2 separate regions of the Homo sapiens genome follow, and region 2 is linked to region 1. A link is an interaction called in ENCODE POLR2A ChIA-PET data of the cell type or tissue named here. Cell type or tissue: Caco-2. All regions are shown on one strand. Each heading gives the region's core, and the rest is flanking DNA. Links, peaks and the distances in the headings are about the cores only.

Region 1 (9,652 bases), core at 556-8,555:
CAAGACCTTTTGTGACCTGACCTCTCCAGGCCCTTGTGCATGCTGATCTTTGCCTGAAACCTGCTCTCCTGCCCTCTTTCCCTGGATAATTCCTCTGCTCTCAGCTTCAACAGCTCTCCCTCCAGGAAGCCCTCTTCCAGCCCCTAAGTCTGGGTGAGGAGCCCTATCCTCTGGGACCACAATGCCCTGTGTTCTCTCCATCAGGGCCTTTACAAGCTACTGCCACTGGGGAGGGCTGTGTCTGCCTTGTGTCTTTAGTACCCAGGACAAGGCACACAGCAGCCTCAGCAAATATCAGAAAGGAGGAAGGGAGGAAGCTGCTTGTGGTGTCCTAGCCTCAGTGAGAGTGGGGCCTGCAGTCTTGGGTCCAAAAGGCTCATAGAGGGGAGGGCTCCAGGGTAAAGGACACCCAGGGAACTCACTGGGCTGTCTTCTAGCAGGAAGTGGCTGCCACTCCCATCACTCGTCCCCAGTGCTCCTCCCTGGGCCATGGGAGTGGGACGCCTCTCCCTGCACACCCCTGAAGGCCTGGCAGCCCACAGGGCAGGTTCTGGCTCAGCCTGCAAGTGTTCAGTTAAGCCTCAGGCCCTCCCCTCCTTTCCTTTGAGAGGCCACAGCTCATGGCACCTAAGATGTGCAGTCCTTGGTGCTACTTAGTCAGGCCCTAATCCAAACAACTCACTCCTCAGCTGGGTGGCCTCGGAGCAGGAACTTAACCTCTCAGAGCCCCAGTTTCTTGAGCTGCAATTTTGTGAGACTTGGCTAATCATCATCTAGCAGCTATCATTTCCCCGTTTGCTGGAACCCCTGATTTGGGTTTTTAGAATAACAATTTTACAGGTGAAAAAAACAGGGTAAGTGGCAGAAAATGATGGAACCAAGGTTGAGACCGCCAGCCTCCTCCGAAACAGTTATTCCCCCGAATCTCAAAGGTCATGTGTGTGACTGTGCTGTGACATCAATCATCAGCGTGGCTGGGCTTGTCAGCCTCCATGCCTTTGCCCAGGCAGTGCCCTCAGCCTGGAGTGCCCTCGCCATAGCATCTCCTCCGACTGCAACTGGTTTTGCAGAAGCTTCTCGTGCCCGCCTCCTCTATGTAGCTGTTCTCAGTCTTCCAAGTCCTAGCCGTCTACCTCCCTTGCCTTTGTGTAAGCCCCGGGCCTGCTCCCTGTGTGGGCAATGAGCGAGTGGGGGCAAGTAGCTGACTAGAAGAGGAGTGGGAGGGCTGGGGGAAGGGTGAGCAGGAGCTGGAGTCAGACCTGGTGGTGAAGCTCCCCAGCCGTGTGGCCCTGGGTAAGTGGCCTCTGGGTTTTGGGTGTCAGTCCCCTCATCTGTGAAATGGGAATGACAGTAACACCTGTCTCCCAGGCCATCAGCAGGCTTCATATGGCGCTTGTGCCTGGCTGGCATGCAGCGGGTGCTAGGGCTTAGAAGCAAATCTGCAGAGCCACACTGGCACCGGCTTGAGGGTGAGAGGACAGCCAGGGGCAGAGAGGAGAGGGGAAGGAGCGGGGAGCCCTGTGCTTCTAACAGGCCACAGGCTTCCATGTCTCTGGGCTTTGGCCCACACTGTACCCCACACCTGCAAAGCCCTCCTCCTCCCCTTTCGTGACTCCAAATGTCACCTGCCTGGTAAAAGCTCTCCCACCTCTCCAGGCAGCACCCCTTCTTCCAGGTACACTCGCAGCGGGGCCCTCCCCTGGATTAATCGCTACAAAATTAATCCCTACAACAACCTGGACAGTAGGAATAGCTGTACCCATTTTATAGATGACTAACTTCAGGCTCAGAGAGGTCAAAGGACTCAAGACAGTGGCTCATGGATGTGGCATTGTGGGGGGGGTGTGCAGAACCTGGCACCAGAGGCTAATGCAGGAGGTGGGTAACTGAAAATCTCCATGGGGACAGTCCCTGAACACCTACTGTGCACCGGGTCTGCTCCTGGCATCTCCTTGGCTAGACTCACCCTGTTCAGCACCATGGTGGCAGCCGAGGGCAGGACCTGGAGCGTTTTCTTCCCCATGCCTCCCTGATACCCACACAGGGCGTGGAGGGAGGAAGTTCCACATGTATTTCTGGAATGCCTGTATGAAACTGACGCTGGCTTCAGAGACCTGCCCGGTGAGGCCTCTCCATGGCGACCCCGTCACTGCTGGGCAAGAAGGCTTTCCAGTCCCGGGCTTCACCACAGTGCCTTCCAGGTGCCCTCACATGCCCCATCCTGCCAAAGTCAGTGCTTCTCCTCTGGGTTTCCCTGCCCGCTCCTTATCCCAGGCAGGCCAGGCTGGGACTATCTTGCTCATTTGGAGTCCTGGCGTTATTCCAGTCCTGCCTGGAGCAGGGGTCCTTCCGGTTGGATGAGTGAGCTGGGCTTCCTTCTTCCCTCCCTCCTGCCTTCCCCAAACATTCGCTGAGTACATACTGTGCCAGGTGTATCCCCGAGGCATCAAAAGCGGGAGGCACAGGGGGAATGAGGCATCTCGGAGGCCAACTGGCAGAGGGGTCACACAAAGCTGTGTGAATTTGGACTGCCGACTACCCCTTTCTGTGCCTCAGTCTCCATATCGCTGAAATGGGGATAATAACAGGCTCTGCCTCACAGACTATGAGGCTTACGGTTGAATGAAATAATGTGATCCTTAAATCAGTGGCTGCACAGGGTAAAGGCTCTGGAAATAACAATCAAATTCTCTTCTTCCATCATGCTGTATAATTATGTGCGTGCTGTATAACCATGTCAGGAGTGGGTAGTCCTTTCGGAGGAGGGGACAGCTACAGGGAGGATGTGCTGGTGGACTCCGTGGCCTCTGCCCACTTCCCATCTCCCGGAGGGTACTAATTTTGCCCTTCCATCCCCCAGCCTGGCCCCCATGTCCCGAGGTTTCAGGAAGAAGAAGAACCCTGCCCCAGCCAGTCCCCAGGATTGGCCAGGTGTCCTCCCAGTTGTCCTGTGGAGACTTGCTGCAACCCACCCACCCATGCCAGGCAATGAGCTAGGCCCAGGGAGCTTCATCCATCCAGATGGACAGGTAAGCACCGTTCATTCATTCCTTCACAATGACATGACACACGGATGCACCTACCAAGTACCAGGCCCTGTGCCAGGCTTGGAGGTACCCTGGGCAGAGGTTGTCATACCTCAGCAGGCAAGGCTTCCCCCAGGGGCCATCTGGAAATGTAGACTCATGGGCTTCACCTCGAGAGTTCGAGTTCCCTCACAGATCTAGGATTCTGCACCTCTAGCAAGTGCTACAGGACAGATCCAAGCCTGGAGGACGGGGGTGGGGCTCAGAGCCAGAGAGACTCCATGAAACCGGTGACTCTTGTGCCAGGCCTTGGGAGTAGGGAGAGTTTTCCAGAAGAAGAAAGGATGATGGAGGCCAGGGGACGCCTCCTGGGCAACCACCACAGCCTGAGTAAGACCTTGATGTGGGCAAGTGTCTGGGACATGTGGGAATGGCAGGTGAGCTGGGGGCTCGCCTGCGGGGCTCAGCACAGAATGAAAAGGCAGGGGCAGAGCCACTTGTTCAAAAGTTAAGAATCTCAAGAGTGTGACAGCAGGAGCATTAAACCAAGCTAAGGGCCCTTCTGGGTGTGGGGCCCAGTGGGGCTGCACAGGTCAAGCCGGCTCTTCCAGGGACCCAGCTAAGTGGGTCACCCCTGCTGGGACCAGCCCAGAGTGCTCAGGACCTCAAGGCCTTAGCCAGGCAGCTGAGTACCTGGGGTTCCAGCCACCCCAGCTCCAAGCCCCAGGCCTCTGTGACCCTCCCTGTGCCCTGTTCCCTCTCTGGTTCCCGCAACTACCCTCACCTCCAAGGTGGCAATAGCCTCCTCCCGCCGGTCTAATCCCAGGCACATGTTGCCAGCATCAGCTCCATAAAGTGCCTCTCCAGTTCCTGTCACTCCCCTGTCCAATAACCTTCAATAGCTCCCTCCTGCCCACAGGATAAAATCCAAACGCCCGAGCACAGCCACAGGCTCCTGCCCTGCTCTGCAGCCTCCAGTCCCAGCAGCCCCTCGGCAGCCCCTCCGCCAGACTCACTGTCCCAGCCCACCCATTTAACCCCCAATATTCCTGCTGCCAGGGCCCCCTCCTGGAATGCCCTCCCCAAATCCTCCCAAGCTGCAGCCTCCCATCTCACGGGCACCTGCCTGGCGTAAGCTGGCACACACTCTTGCTGCCTTCTTGTGTGACTAACGAGGCCCCTGCCCACAACTCTTCCCTCTAAGAAAAACGGCTCCCATGGACTGGTATGGCTCTTTGAACACAGCATCTCATCTCGCTCTCCCCACAACCTGGAAGGTAGGTTCTTTACGTGCATTTTGCTTGCGAGAGAGTGGAGGCTCTGAGAAGCTAAGGAATTTGTCAAAGGTCACACAGCTAGAAAGAGGCCAAGCCCAGAGTCCAGCCCAGCTCTAGACCCTTATACTTTCTTTCAGTACGAACTGCGCACCTACCGTTCCCTTTTCTAGCTAAGACCCAATACATATGGTCAAAGGTGGCCCCCTTTGAGGCCCAGCACAAAGGACTGTGGGAGCATCAGTAACAAAATCGGCAGGAACCACTCACCTAAAGAGGAATGGCATCTGCTCCCTCTGAATCATCCTTACCCGGAGGCAGGGGTCTGGTCCTTAGTAAACTTTGAAGAAACTGAGGCACAGGGAATTTAAAGCCTCTAACCTAAGGTCACACAGCGGGAAGTGGTAAAACCTGAGGTTCCAAAGCACTGGTGAAAAATCTGGTTAAGTTCTCGGCCTCTCAAGGAATCAGTTCTGGGGTCACAAAATCCAAGAGCCAATAACTGCAGGCACAGGGACTGTGCTGGCCTCATTTCTGCTCAGCTCTGCCCTCGCCCCTATCCCCACCTCACCCCACCCACCCACTTAGCCTGGGAGCTCTCTGTGGGCAGGATAGGCCTGCCCCATCCCGGCCGGCCGAGCTGAGCCAGGAAGCTGAGCAACTCAAAAGGCCCCCAGCTGGACTCCTGGGAATCAGCAGCCCAGACCTAATAGGCATTAGGTCTCTTACCTAATACCTCTTCTTCCTGACCTCCTGCCACGAGCACTCCCCAAGCAGAACACAGGGTTGAGTCCCTGATGCTCCCTGTGCCCCAAGGCAAGATGTTTCCTTTTACAAATCATTATTATTACTATCATTACTGTTATTTTAATTTAAATCTTTTGACGTTCAGGCAGATGTTTCTCTGCAGCCGTAAGGGCATGTCTGTGGGAGGATGGCACCTCGGGGACTGGCCTGAACTCTTGCCACGTGGGACAGCCCAACCAGTGGGCGGCCAGCTCCATCCTCCTCCAGGGGTCTGTCGCTGCTCACTTATCAGGCTGACATCCCACAGGGGGGCCACTGCCCTGCCCGCCCCTTTGGCTCCAGGCCTGCCGACTAGAACCAGAGCTGGAGGGGTGGGCAGGCGGGGGCACGTGGGAGGGGGCCGAGCCCTCACCACAGGCCCCTTTGCAGTTCAAAGTGACACACTCAGACAGCCGTCCCTTCAAAGGCCAGACAACGCCTGCCCTGAATTGCTGCACCGGCAGCCCGGAGCCAGGAAGGCACTGCAGGGGTAAAGGTGGCCCTGTGAGGGCTGGCCACGCTCCCATCCATGGCATGGACTTCCACTATCCTGGGCAGGAGGGCAGACCCTGGCCGGCCCCACCCTGTGGTGTAATCCTTGGAAAATCACCTTCCCTCTCTGAATCTCGCTGCTTTCACTATATATTTGCAAAGTACTCAGAAGGCACTCAGGGGTGGTCATGCATAAAGCTGACAACACTGAGGACGAAGATGATGATTCAGAGCCTCTCTCTGAGAGGCACCGCCCCAAAGACAGGCCACCTGAGTGTGATTCCCATCAGCTGCTAACTAGCTGTGTGACCTAGGGCAAGACACTTAGGTTCTCTGTGCTTTAATTTCCTCCCCTGTAAAATGGGGTTTGGAAGGGATGACGCCATGCCTGTTTGGCACCAGACAGGTCACAGATAACAACCCTCCCCCCCAGTGATGAAATGTGCCCTGCCTACTGCCAGGAGAGTTGTTCAGGCCAAGTCAGACCCACTGAGAAGGCTCAGTGCAGGTGCTCCCCCAAGCCTGGGTTCCCGGGAGCTGAGAAGTGGTTCCAAGGGCAGGTTGTGGCACCCGCAGATGCTGACTCTGTGCTGCATAGCCCCCCACTGGCTGTGTGGCCCTAGGTGTGTGGCTTCACCCCTCTGAGCCCCAATTCTGTCACCTGGAAACCCAGGCAAACAATAGTGCTTTTTTTTTTTTTTTTTTTGAGACGGAGTCTTGCTCTGTCGCCCAGGCTGGAGTGCAGTGGCGCAATCTCGGCTCACTGCAAGCTCCGTCTCCCGGGTTCACGCCATTCTCCTGCCTCAGCCTCCCGAGTAGCTGGGAGCTACTCCCGAGTAGGTCACAGGTGCCTGCCATGACGCCCAGCTAATTTTTTTGTATTTTTAGTGGAGACGGGGTTTCACCGTGTTAACCAGGATGGTCTCGATCTCCTGACCTCATGATCCACCCGCCTTGGTCTCCCAAAGTGCTGGGATTACAGGCATGAGCCACCACACCCGGCCAACCACAGTGCTTTTAGGAAGTCTCATCAAGATCTAGGGTGCCATCTGAAGCTGGCAATCATCAGCTTGCCACCTTGGGGAAATCACTGCACCCAAGTCAAGCTTTGATGTTGGCAAAATGGGAAATAATATTAATAAAACCTGCCCCCAGAGCAGTAAGAAGATTCAGTGAGTGAATCCCCATCAAAGCTTTACCACAAGCAGCATAAAATGAACACTGGCCATTCATTAGGAGCCATTTCTTCAACAAACAACATTGGGTTGCAGTACCAGCCCACCATCGGGGCACCAACCCCAGCCAGAGGCCAGACTCCACCCTCCCAAAAGGCTGCTGAAAGTTTTCTCGTGACACAATGCCTGGGTTCCATTTACTAGCTGTGTGACCTTGGGCAAGTTACTTAACTTCTCTGTGCCTCGGTTGTCTTACCTGAAAATGCAAATAATAATGGAAGCCATGTCGTAGTGTCATTAAAGAATGGAAAGTGCTGAGAGCAGTGCCTGATGGACCACAAGTGCTAAACAAGCATCAGCTGGCGTTATTATTGCTGCTGCTGTCGTGCATGCTCCAGGTCTGCCCGGCCCGTCAGAAAGCCCCAAGCAGCTGGGCTTCCTTCTGCGGCTCACAAACTTGGGAAGTGTTAGGTCCTGAGAGGTGCCCCAAGTACCGTGCAGAATGGAGGCTTCTGTGGGCTTCCTCTCTGGTCTGTTTCCCTAGCAGCTGGAACGCTTAGAAAAAAAGCACCCAGCCTGCTGGGCTTGTCAAAGCAGGACTGGCTTTACTAGAACCAGGTTTGGATGGTAATTTTGTGGTCATAACTATTTTCCTTACATACTGCTATAGAAAGGGGAACCCCTGCTTTTTTTTTTTTTAATCTAATTGAAGACACCATCAAGCGTAAATATGCTGGAGTTTTTAATAAAAACACGATGGAGAAAAATATTCAAAGCTCAATAATCAGAAGCAATTTGCGTCGCAAGCAGAGATGTGTCATTCCTCCCACACCCCCCTCCCCGCTTGGCTGTGCTCTGTGCGGGACTAGCTTTGGGGATGGCAACTTTAGACCTATGGCAAAAATAATGAACAGCAGTGAGGCTTAGAGATAGCCTGAAAAATCTCCTGGAAAAGAAAAACATATGCCAAAGAGTGTGGTATAAAAGTCATATTTCATGCCTGACTTTAGAGAATGTTAATAAGGATTAGAACCATACTCCAACAGAACAACTATCAGTCAAGGCGGGGTAATTAATTTCGCTTCAGATCTCTGGGAAAATGAAAGCGGTTAAGTGTTGTTTCGCAGCGTAGAGATTCCATCGCTCTAAGACAACCCAAAGAACTTCCAAAGCCATGTCCTGAACCCAGCTGAGACCTGGCTGTTGCTGGCGGCCTCTCCTGATCTGTCGCCTTGTAGATTTGGGGACCTTTTCCGAATCATAACAATATCAAACTCTTTTTTCCCCCAGGATTGGCTAATAAATATGATTAAGATAACACGACCCAAACCACATGTCCTCTGCTCGGCCTGCAACATGTGGAGGACAGATGTGTCTTCTGTGCACAGATGACCCAGCCGGCTGCTCCCCTGAGGCAGGGACCCTGGGAGATGGAGTCTTGAGAGGTCCTAGCAGCCCACTGGCCCTCTGAGTCCCCAGCCAGGCCTCTGGCCTCCCCATGACCCACTATAGACAGGAAGGGCCAAGCCCAGGGTATGCGGGAGTCAGAGACAAGAAAGATGGTGGGATGTGGCACTGTCCTCACCTGGCTTTTGTCCCCCAAGGTCCCAGTTTAGTAGACCGCATTCCCAAGCCACGTGGCCCCGTGTTATCCAGAAAACTCTCAAAATCATTTCATTGTCCAGGTCCACCTGTCACCCCTTCTTAAAGAGCTGGGATTGAAGAACCTTCCCATCCCTGAGACCTGGGCCCAGGGAAGACAGAGTAGGCCAGTGTTAAAGCCAGAGTCTGGGAGAGGGTTCTCAAAAGGACTGTGGAGTTGCCACACAGCCCCCAAGCCTGGTAGCGTGCAGCTTGGGATTTCCGCCTCTGCTCTGCTACAACAGGACAAGTCCTAGCTGCACTTGGACCTTGGTTTTCCCATTTCTACTGGGATCCTGAAGAGCCCTTTAGCTGGGATATCCTAAAGCAGCCCAAGGTCCCTGTGAGTGTGGCCCTGCTGCACTCAACTGTGGTCACTGGAGGCCACGCAGAAGGCCAGGCCCTGGAAATCAGGCCAGGGAGGCCTGGGACTGCTGAGGTTGACAGCCCTGCTCCAGCTCTGGGGAAAGAAGGGGAGCAGGCTCAGAGGCCAGGGCTGGTGGGGGAAGAGCCCCTCCCACCCTGACCAAGCAGGGCTCCCAGCACCAAGGCAAGGCTCTGGGCCAAGGCATGAGTGAGCCTCCTTCTCTGCTTTCCCTTGGGGACAGGAGGGAGAAAATGGAAGAGTCCCTCAAAGTTAGCTCAAGCCAAGCAGAAGGGCTCCAGCTGGCAGGAAGAAGCAGGGCATTCTATCACTGCATAGAATCAATGAAGTCAGAAGCAAGCAGGCTGAGGGCAGGGCAGGGCACCTCTCTGAGTAAAAAAGGGAAGAAGGGTCCCTGGGGGAGGGGCACTATATCGTGGATGAGCCTCAGCTGCCTGCAGGGCAGGGACAGGGTAACCCGGCCACGGGGAGGAGACCGGGGGGTCTCTCTTCCTGCTGGTCCCTACTCAGAGGCCACTCTGGTGACCAGGCACATCAGGCTCCTCCTGAGCCCAGTGAGGTCAGGACAGCCTGGCCAAGGAACCCTCTGACACCAGTCTCCGAGGCCTCCTTTCCACTGGAGCCGACTGGGCGTGGGCTGTTGCGTCCAGACCCTTATCAATGCTCAGGCGGGGGCCTCCCCCAAGACCAAGGCCTCTTCCCTGCAGAGGAGCCCGGACGGACCGGCGGACGCTGCGGGCCCGGCCGGGCTGATAGGAACCATCTGCGTTGTCTTAGGCCGCCCTTCGGCCCACTGTCCCTCTGAACTCGGCCGGTTCCCGCGGGCCGTTTGATGCTTGCAGGGTCACAGACCCCCGCACACAAATCACCGCC
Region 2 (9,652 bases), core at 1-8,000, 59 kb before region 1:
GGTGGCTGTGGGAGAGACAGCTCCTAGGAGGGTGCGAGAGACATGAGAAGACTTCACTCCCCAACTTGGCACCTCAGTGGATCAGCAGTGTGGGATGGGGAAGGTCAGAGGTGACTCCTGGTTCCTGGCTCGGACAGGGCGGATGGTGGTGCCATTTGCAGAGAAGGGTGGGGAGGAGCAGGGCATGCCATGTGCGTGTGGGCAGGATGGAGCATACGGCATGGGTTGGGATGAGCTGGGGGGACTGTGGGACCTTCTCAGGGAGGCTGTGTCCAGGAAGCAGCTAGGAACACTGAGGGGTGAGACATAGCCCAGGACATGGCTGGGAGACCAGAGGCAGTGACTGCAGCCCCAGGAGGGGCAGAGGGGGAAGCGAGGAAGCAGCAGGCACTAAGGCTGTGTCATTAGAAGCCAAGTCCAGCCTGGGACACTGGCCTGGCCCCCAGTGCCCTGGTATCTGCCCATTGGTGCCCTGGCACCTGCCCAGAAGCCTCCCTCTCACCAGGGCGCAGGCAGCTCTGTCCCCCGCCTGCTTCAGCAGTCCCAGGGAGCTCCCTGCTCCTCCCTCATGGCTTTGAAGGCCCAGGAGACCAGCCCTGGCTCAAGATTCTGATGTGGAAACACGATTTTTGGTAAAGCCCAGTGATGAGGGGGCCTGACTCATGCCCCTGCAGCTAGTCCCTCCCGACTCCCCAGGCCCTTCACGCCCTGACAAGCTTTGTCTGCAGAATTCCGGCAGTGGGGTAGTGTCATCCTGTTAAAGGTACAGGCTTGAGCTCCAGGCTTGGGGCTGAGGTCCAGCTTTGCCTTACTGGCTGAGGGATCCCAGGCAGTCCCTCAGTTTCCTCATCTGTGAAATGGGACATGGCAATACCCCCCCTTGCAGTGATTTATGAGGACAGGGTGAGATGGGGTGTGCTGAAGGCTGAGACCCGTGTCTGCACGCAGTGAGTGTGAGTAGACTGTTGCTGTTCTGATTGCAGAAATTCTGCCAACCCTCCAGGCAGCCACTCTGCCATCTCTCCTCCCTGGGTCCCCTAGTCCCCATGGCTTCTCTATTTCTCTGTCTCAGTGGTTTTAAAGCAGAAGTTCCCTGGGATCTGATGGCCTTGGTGGAAGGCTTTTGAGAAGTTTTGTTAAAAGAAACATCCCGGGCCCCTTTGTCCCTAGCCCTGGGACAGGTGCAGCCCCGGTCCCAGCCCTGGCCCAGGCTCACCCAGCCCCAGCCTCTGCCCCAGCTCACCCTGGCCTAGGCCCACCCCTGGCCCCGGCCCCAGCTCACCCTGGCCCAGGCCCTGCCCCGGCCCCGGCTCACCCTGGCCCAGCCGCTGGGAGTTCTGCTGCTCCTGCTGCTGCTGGTGCCGCCGCGCCAGCTTCTTCATCTGCAGGGAGAGCGCAGTTCAGGCCGGTGCTGCCCCTCGCCCCCAGGCACAGCCAGCCCCACGCCCCCTGGACCGTAGTCTTCTGGCTGCCCCCTCTAGTCCCACCCTACCCGGGGCCAGTGGGGATGGGGGGTGGCCTCTTACCTTTGCTCTTTGGTTCTGAAACCAGACCTGGACCACGCGCACACTGAGGCCCGTCTCAGCTGCCAGTGTCTCTCGGACCTGGCTCAGAGAGAGGGGAACAGGTCAGGCCCTCCAGGGGCAGCAACGGGGAGATGGTGGGTTTAGGGGTATGATGGGATGTGCGGAGAGATGGAGGATGGAGGGATGTCCCTACCCCCAGCAGGAGCAGGGGGTGGTCTCCAGAAAGGCAGTGGGTGTGCGGGCATCAGCCTGAGCCCCGCCCCCCGGCCGCCCCTCACCTTTCGGCAAGGCTTCGACGAGACCTCGAAGGAGGCCTTGAAGGCTCTTCGCTGCTGCGTGGTGAGGATGGTCCGGGGTCGCTTGGGCCTCCGCGGGTCCTTCCCGTCATCCCCGCTGCCCTTGCTCTGACTGCCCTGCCCCTTGGCCGGCTTCATGTCCCCATCTTCATCCTCGCTCTTCACTGTGGGGGACACAACCCGGCCTGTGATGAAGGGGCGGGGGCAGCCCAGGCCTCAGCCTTGTCCCCTTCGGCAACCTGCTGCCCGATGGGAGCCTGTCCCCTCTGTTGACACCTGCCGTGGCTCCCCAGTGGCCCAGGATAAGATCTCCTTCCCTCCCGTGGCCCACAGGCCCTACCTCATCTGGGCCCTGGTCTCCTGCCTGCTGTACCCTGCGAGTCCCTTCCCCGGCACACACGCCTCACTCCCTCATCCTGGGCCGCAGGGCACACCTGCACAGGAACTCACACAGGTGCGCCTCGGACAACCACAGCACAGGCATGCACACACGTACATGTGGCTGCACACACTTTCAGGAAGGCAGGCCCACTCGGGGAACAGGCAGACAGGTGCACGCACGGTTGTGCACATGGCTGTGTGGACATACACGAAAGTGTGCAAGCAAAGACACACACCACAGATATTCACACAAGAGTGCTTCTGACCACAGCGTATGCACGCACACACTCGTAAGATGCACACTCACCTGCTGCCACATACACGTGGGCTCACAAAGGCCCTCACGCGTGCAACTCACAGGCGTATTCACACACATGGGCCCATGCTCACGGGCAGGAACGTACAGGCATGCATGCATCTGGACAGACACACACAGCGTGCGGAAGCATGTGCATTCTCCCAGTGCTACAGCCACACCCACCATGCACACATGGCACTTCCCCGCCCCAGGTTTGGGTCTCAGAAATGCCAGCAGCCCCAGATGGATGGCCAAGCCTCCCCAGCCACCACTGGGCCTCCCGCTGCCCCCCAGGCTGGTCTCCTTTCTTCAATCCTGTTCTTGGAGTATGAGGCGGGTGATCTCCTCCCACTGAGACCCCCTCTGCTGGGGCTGGCCAGCCTCTGCTCTTCCTCAGGAGTCCAGGCAGCTGGAAGCCATGGAGCTGGCTGCAGCAGTGCCCTGCCCAGGGATGGGTAGGGACAGATGGTGGTGGGCTCACTGCCTCCACGCAGGCCCTGGCCATGGAAAACCCTTCCCATGTGGCAGATCCTGTTGCCGGAGGGCTCCAGGTTACCCATGGGGCCTGGCAGACCGGGACACCTCCTCTCCATGCCTCCTGCTCCAGTCCTTCCCCACTGTTCCCAGGAAGAACAAGGACCAAAGCCACCTCCTGGGCTTTCCCTCCTTAAGGCTCACTCCTGGCTGGGCTTGCCCTGTCTGCCAGGAGGCCTTCAAATTGGCCTCGTCCTTTTGGGGGCTAGAGCAGAGGAGGGAGGGTCCTTCACCCTGGGAAATGGGGTCTTTCCCTCCAGCACAGAGGGCCCAGCCCCCTCCCTTCGGCTGGGAAACAGAGGCTGGCTCGAGGCTGTTTGCTTCTCACTGCTGAAGGCTCCAGGGGGCTGAGAAGGGGAAGGCACATCATCTCCCTGCCTCTCAGGCATCCCCAGCCTGTGGACTGGGTGCTGGTGAAGACCCCTGTGGAGCTGGGCTGCGGGTTGGTGGGGGGCCATCAAGGCAGAGAGGGTAAGGGGGGTGGGCCAGAGAACAAGAGGTGTGTGTGTGCACACAAGCACAATCCACAGTACATGTGAGCATGTGGACAAACATATATGTGCAGCCATGTGGACCGGTGTTTAGTGCACAAGTGTGCTGTGTCATGTGTGTATGTGTATGTATGCTTAAGTGTGTACACTTGTGTGTGTGGACCTGGGTGTGGCTTTTGAATTCCCGGGTATGTGAACACATATCTCCACATACATGTACATGTATCCATACTCAGGGTAGGGGTATTCCTGCATGCATTTTATGTGCTTGTGTGCACACATGTGATCACACATATGTTTATATGTATGGATGCGTAGGTCTCAGGGGTAGTGTGCCTGGGGGGATGCATGTTCGTATCATGTGCACACAGGTGGACACGTCAGTGCGCGTGTGCATCTGGATATGCATGTACCATCTGTGTGCAGCTCAGGTCCTGGAAGCAGGAGGTGGCTTCTCCAGCCGGGACTCCCCTCCAGGACACCCCAGCAACCCCCGTCCCTGAGGCCTGCCCCCAGCTCAGGCCAGGCCTCACCGGAGTCGGACTCGTCGGGGCTCACGGAGCTGAGCAGGTCCTTCTCCTTCTCGTAGTCACCCTTGCACAGCAGCTGGCCCTCCTTGAGCACGAATTCGTCGCCCTTGCGTAGCTGCCGTTCACACACGCAGCAGCAGAAGCAGCCCAGGTGGTACACGCACTCCAGCGCCCGCATCACGAACTCGGTGGGGGCGATCTTCTCCATGCAGCCGCTGCACTTGGCCGCGAAGAGCCTGCGGATGCACAAAGCGGGCGTGTTGGCGGTGCTCAGAAGTCCCTCCCAGAGGCCACTCCTGCCGAGGGCCTCTCCCTCTTGCCACCCTGACCCTCAGGCCCAGGTGGGAGGGAGAGGCCCTCCTTGGGCACCAGGTCAGACAGCAGAAGGGCCCTGCAGCCCTATTCTTCTGCCTACAGGCCCCCAGTGGCCCTGGGGTGGGTGCTGGCATCCTGCCTAGAGTCACCTGTCCCGGGCGTGGCAGCTCAGGGCCCTTCCAGCTCAGAGACACGGTGGCCACAAGAGGGCAGTGTGGAGGGTCCACTCAAACTTTCCTTGGGGGCCAGGTCAGCCCCTGGCTGGAAAGGATCCTTTCTACCTCAGCTCCCTGGTCTGCCTCTCCTCTGATCCTCCCTCACCAACACATCCAAGCAATTCCCAGCCCTGCCCAACCCACTGCCCAGCCTGGGCCCCTCCTCTCCTGCCCGAGCAACTGCCTGGTCCCCTCTCTGGGCTCCTGGCCCCTTCAATCCTTCAAACCCCAGCCCACACAGGAACCGTCACACACACAGGAGCCAGGGGGATCTTTCTAAAATACAAATCGGATCAAGCTGCTTCCCTGCTCCAGACTCTTCCATGGCTCCCTAGTGCCCTTAGGAGACCATCCGAGCTCCTGAGGCTGGCACTCAAGGCCCTTCATGATCCCGCCTCTTCCCTTTCTACCCTCTGCTTCCCCAGGCTGCAGCCCCAAAGAACAGCCTGCAGTTTCTCCAGAGCACTATCATGGCAGCCATCTTTCGACCCATCTTTCTCTGTCCTTTGGCTTGGCTAACACCTTCCCATCCCTCCGTCTCAGCTTACGCATCTCCATCACGAACAGATATTCACTGAGCACGTATAGAGTGCCAGCCCTGCTCTAAGCATCTTATATGCAGAGACGCATTTAATCCTTGCAACAACCCTGCAAGAAAAGAATGAACATTAACCCCATTTTAGAGATGAGGAAATTGAGGTGCTAAGAGGCAGAGTTGCTTGCTCAGGGTCGCATGGGTAGTAAATGCTGGAGGCAACTCCCAGGCTGGGCCTAATCCAGCTTCCACATGACAACGTGATTCCATCTCCCATCTCCCATCATCTCTGCAGACAAACGAGGGCCGGGAGAGGTGGTCTCCGGGCCCTGGTCAGCACTAGCAGGAGGGCTGGGCAGCACGGCCCCTCCTCTGCTGTGTCTGCTGACCGCTCCTCCCGACACTCCCCCACCCTGTCACGTGTCCTGCTCTGTGGGAACTCAGCTCAACAACACTTTGATGGAAAAATTTATGAAGAATCAAATTATTGCTGCTGGGAGGGAATTAAAACCATTTTTCATTCCCGGCGTCCCCGGGCCATGTCTGCGGGCGCCACCTTGGGAGCGCTGTGCACATCCCATCCCTCTTTATGGCCCACCATCACGGGCACAGATTACAGCTGCAATTCTCTACTAATCGGTTCTGGAACAGAAATGGCCATAAATGGGAGGCACTCGCCTGCCTCCCTTCCTGGAGCTGCCGTCAGAACCGCCCACGGCGAGCTGGTGGGGCGAAGTGGGCAGGGCCACTTGGAGCTCTGCATGCTGCCTGGGCACTGGCCAGAGCACTCAGCAGGGGGCACCCCCAGCAACCCCTGCCACCCACCTCTATTCTACCCAGCAGGCTCCTACTCATCCTGCAATGCCCAACTCCAATGCCACCTCCTCTGGGAAGCCTTCTCTGATGCCCCAGTCTGGGGGAGGTAGCCTCCTCTATGCTCCCCTCAGCGTCCCCCACCTCAGTTTACTCCTGTAAAATGGAGATGTCAAGCCCTTCCTGAAGGCTGTTGTCAGGATTCGAGGATGCTGAGCATGTAACTCAGTACACGGGTATCACAGCAGAATGACAATGCATGTCCCTGTTGGTGCCCAACTCTACCACCTCTACCAGGGTTCCATGAGACAGGACCTGGCCCCATCTGATCCTCAAGGGGGCCTCCGTGAGTGTTTACAGAGTAGGTGAGTAAAGGCCTGGGGTGAGCTGAGGCTGAGGCCAGGCTCTGCTCTGGGCATGCTGGACCCCACCAGCCTGCAGGGCATGGCTCTGCAAGGGGAATGTGGGCTGGATTTTGGCTCTAATTTGGCCCTCTGGCTGAATCCCCTTGTTCAGGGCACAACCTACCCAACTGTCAGTGACAGCTTTAGGCAGAGGCCCTAGGAATCTGGCTGGCTGTCCAGCTCTCCCGAGGGGCTGAGGAAGGAGCCTGGGTTTGTAGAACCCGGTGCTCTGACATGGAGGGTGGTCCTCCCCCAACCCCTACTGCCCCTCTGTCCCCTCCCCACACTCCACCTGACCTAGTGGCCACACTAAGGTCTGCAGCCTGACCTCTGCGGCCTCTGAGTGGACAGACACTGGCCGTGTCGCTGCTAGCGTGGGAGCGCCACGGTCCCAGGGTCCCAGGCCAGGGTCAGCACACCTTGGGTGACTCCCGGAGAGGAAACCTTCTTAGGCTGGGGAAGGGGCAGCAGGGCGGGTGACCTGCATTTGCAGTCAAAGCCACAGTGCTGGCTGTGCTCAGAACAGCCGCGCTAATGCCTTGGCAGCAGGGGGTCGATTGCTACTTTCTCCAAACTCATCAACACAATCTATTATTAATACTTCTCCAAAGGCTCAGTGCCGCCATTACAGAGGCAGCGCCAGCCACTCAGGGTATCATCTGTTATCTAGATTGCAAAAACTCAGGAAATAAAACAAACTGCGCGCACTTTATAAACAGAATGCGCCATCCGTTTGGTCTCCAAGCATCTCTCCACCCAATAAAACATCGGGGGGGATGCATGAAATACTCACTCCCAATTATGGGGCTGCCTTTGTCTACTGTGCTGGGGTGAGAGCGACTAATGGCGTGTATGGGAGGGGTTGGGGATACCAGCGGGGTTCCCTCTTCTCTGTGAGCCCCCATTCCCCCTCTCTTCGTGCCTCCCACCACGGAGGACTATGGAGCCAGCCACTGAGAAGAAGGCCCAGCCACAGACAGGTGGCATTGGAATCACATGGACTTGAGTTCCATGCCTTGTCCCACCACTTGCTAGCTGGTGACCGGGCAAGTAATTTTTCTTCTCGAGCCTCAGCTCACTTATCTATACAATGGGCTGGACAACACTGCCTGCATCTCAGCATGAAGATGTAGCGAGTTGTCAGTGTAAAGCAGCAGGTGTGGCGGGCACAACCTCCATAACTTCCTTGCTGTGCAGCTTTAGGCAAGGCATTTGACCTCTCTGAACCTCAAATTCTTCATCTATAAAATGGGAATGATCAGGCCAGCGCGGTGGCTCACGCCTGTGATCCCAGCACTTTGGGAGGCTGAGGCGGGCGGATCACTTAAGGTTAGGAGTTCAAAACCAGCCTGGCCAACATGGTGAAACCCCGTCTCTACTAAAAATACAAAAAATTAGCCGGGTATGGTGGCACACACCTGTAATCCTAGCTACTCCGGAGGTTGAGGCAAGAGAATCACTTGAACCTGGGAGGTGGAGATTGTGGTGAGCCAAGACCGCACCACTGCACTCCAGCCTGGGCGACAGAGAGAGACTCCGTCTCAAAAAATATATAAAAAATAAAAAAAAAAAGGGAATGATCATCCCCGACCATGGGGTTGTTGGCAGGGGCTGGATGCATTTAAAGCCCTCGGCACCATGCTGGCATGAAGAAGGTACTCCAGGTACCCCACATTTCTTTTGTTCGGTGTGTGCCCAAAACGCCTTTGTTGCTCACCCTTGCTAGAGTCTCCATGATTCCTGGGGGCAGCCTCCCTGACGCTGACTGGGTTTACAGGGCCCCACTGTGCCTCCTTCTCACCACCACCCCGGGTTCCGGCCAGCCCTTCTAGCTTGTTTGGCCTGATCTGGACAGAGCACTCCTGGCTCCGTTATCAGTCTCAGAACATTACTGAGGACTAATAATGCTCAGTTATCAGCTGCCTGCATCACCTCATTCAATCCTCACAGAACCCTCAAAGGAAGATGCTGTTTCCATTCCCATTTTACAGATGAGCACAGAAAGGTGCAGAGGCCAGGTCACTCTTTTAAGGTCACACGGCAGCATCACCAGATACTCCAGATACTCCCTCCCTGCTCTGTGCATCTCCATGTGCCTTTGCTCATAAGCTGCCCTTACCCTGGGCCCTGGGCACCATGCCCATGTCTGTCTCTTCCTGAGACTTGGGGCCCGATTCACCTCAAGTTCTTATTACTCAGCATCAGCCCGGCCTCCAGAAGGTGGGGGTGGCCATACACATCTCCCCTACCTCCAAACACATTTTTCCCCTCCAGGGGATCATCTGATATTATGGAGTAAGAAATTCCATTTTCAGGGATGTCCCTCCTTTGAAGAGTCCCAGGCTGTGAGAAGATATCTCCATATCCTCTGAGTTTTTACGGGTTTATTTGTTTAATGCTCAATTTATTAAACTCATAAGGCTAATAAACAAAACTCTGAAAGCCAATTTTTTCAGGAGCATTTGAACATGGATTACTAATCTGATTAATTTCTTTTTTTTTTTTTTTTTGAGATGGAGTCTCACTCTGTTGCCCAGGCTGGAGTGCAGTGGTATGATCTCGGCTCACTGCAAGCTCCGCCTCCTGGGTTCACGCTGTTCTCCTGCCTCAGCCTCCCGAGTAGCTGGGACTATAGGCACCCGCCACCACGCCCGGCTAATTTTTTGTATTTTTTAGTAGAGACGGGGTTTCACCGTGTTAGCCAGGATGGTCTCGACTTAAATCACTGGCAGCTGCAGAGACACACAGGGTATGGCTGATTCTTTCACCTCCAGTAACATTGGCTTCCTAATGTCCTGGGAGCACTCCAGCTTCTCCAAGCAGGTCTTCATGCCCAGATCTTAAGGTCCAGACTGCATGCACCGGGCTTGGAATCCCAGCCCTATCACTTCCTAGCACTGGAATCTTGCACAAGTCCCTTCTCTTGAGCCTCTGTCCACATCTGTCCAATGGGGATGATGACAGAGGCTGCCTTACAGGGCTGGGCTCAATAAACGGTGATCATGATCACTGTTATCAACTCTCCAGGACTTACCACCCTAACTCTCCGCTTACTACCCTTGCTGAGTCAAGATCTCCTACCCTCCTCTGAGGGTGCCATTCCCACACCCCGTCACTGCCCTTTACAGTTTATGTGGCTCTTCCTTGAGTTCTCAGAACAATTCACACTTCACACTCCACTCAGGTCTCTCTACTCTCAGTAGACCTCTTCCACTCCTCAAGGCAACCCTGTCCAGCCCCTCCGCCACAGCTTAGGGCAACTCCCAGCCTTTGTCCAGGACACTGCTACCTACCACTTCAGAGAGAAAGCAGAA

Evidence for each region. ChIA-PET counts read pairs that join two places held together with the same protein. Peaks named below come from ENCODE experiments on the same cell type or tissue, not always from the same donor. Only the 100,000 strongest peaks of a DNase experiment are listed, where the experiment ranks them.
Region 2: POLR2A ChIA-PET joins it to region 1 with 5 read pairs; 3 of 35 experiments call an interaction of 5 or more read pairs at or near these places.

The regions. Positions count from the first base shown.
Region 1 is chr9:126,626,794-126,636,445 of GRCh38, reverse strand. All of the region lies in intron 2 of LMX1B (LIM homeobox transcription factor 1 beta), which reads right to left. Among named protein-coding and RNA genes, the nearest start is that of LMX1B, 18 kb to the right of the region's middle. RefSeq lists enhancers at 4,967-5,534, 5,535-6,102. In Caco-2, for the core only: no CTCF peak of the experiment used is centred there; a DNase peak (open chromatin) is centred at 4,984.
Region 2 is chr9:126,685,476-126,695,127 of GRCh38, reverse strand. It overlaps LMX1B (LIM homeobox transcription factor 1 beta), which reads right to left. Exons shown (of 8, transcript NM_001174147.2): 3 at 4,060-4,292; 4 at 1,805-1,986; 5 at 1,527-1,604; 6 at 1,316-1,382. Among named protein-coding and RNA genes, the nearest start is that of LMX1B, 76 kb to the right of the region's middle. RefSeq lists enhancers at 63-833, 6,365-7,247. In Caco-2, for the core only: a CTCF peak has its summit at 4,561 (motif pointing right); a DNase peak (open chromatin) is centred at 4,577.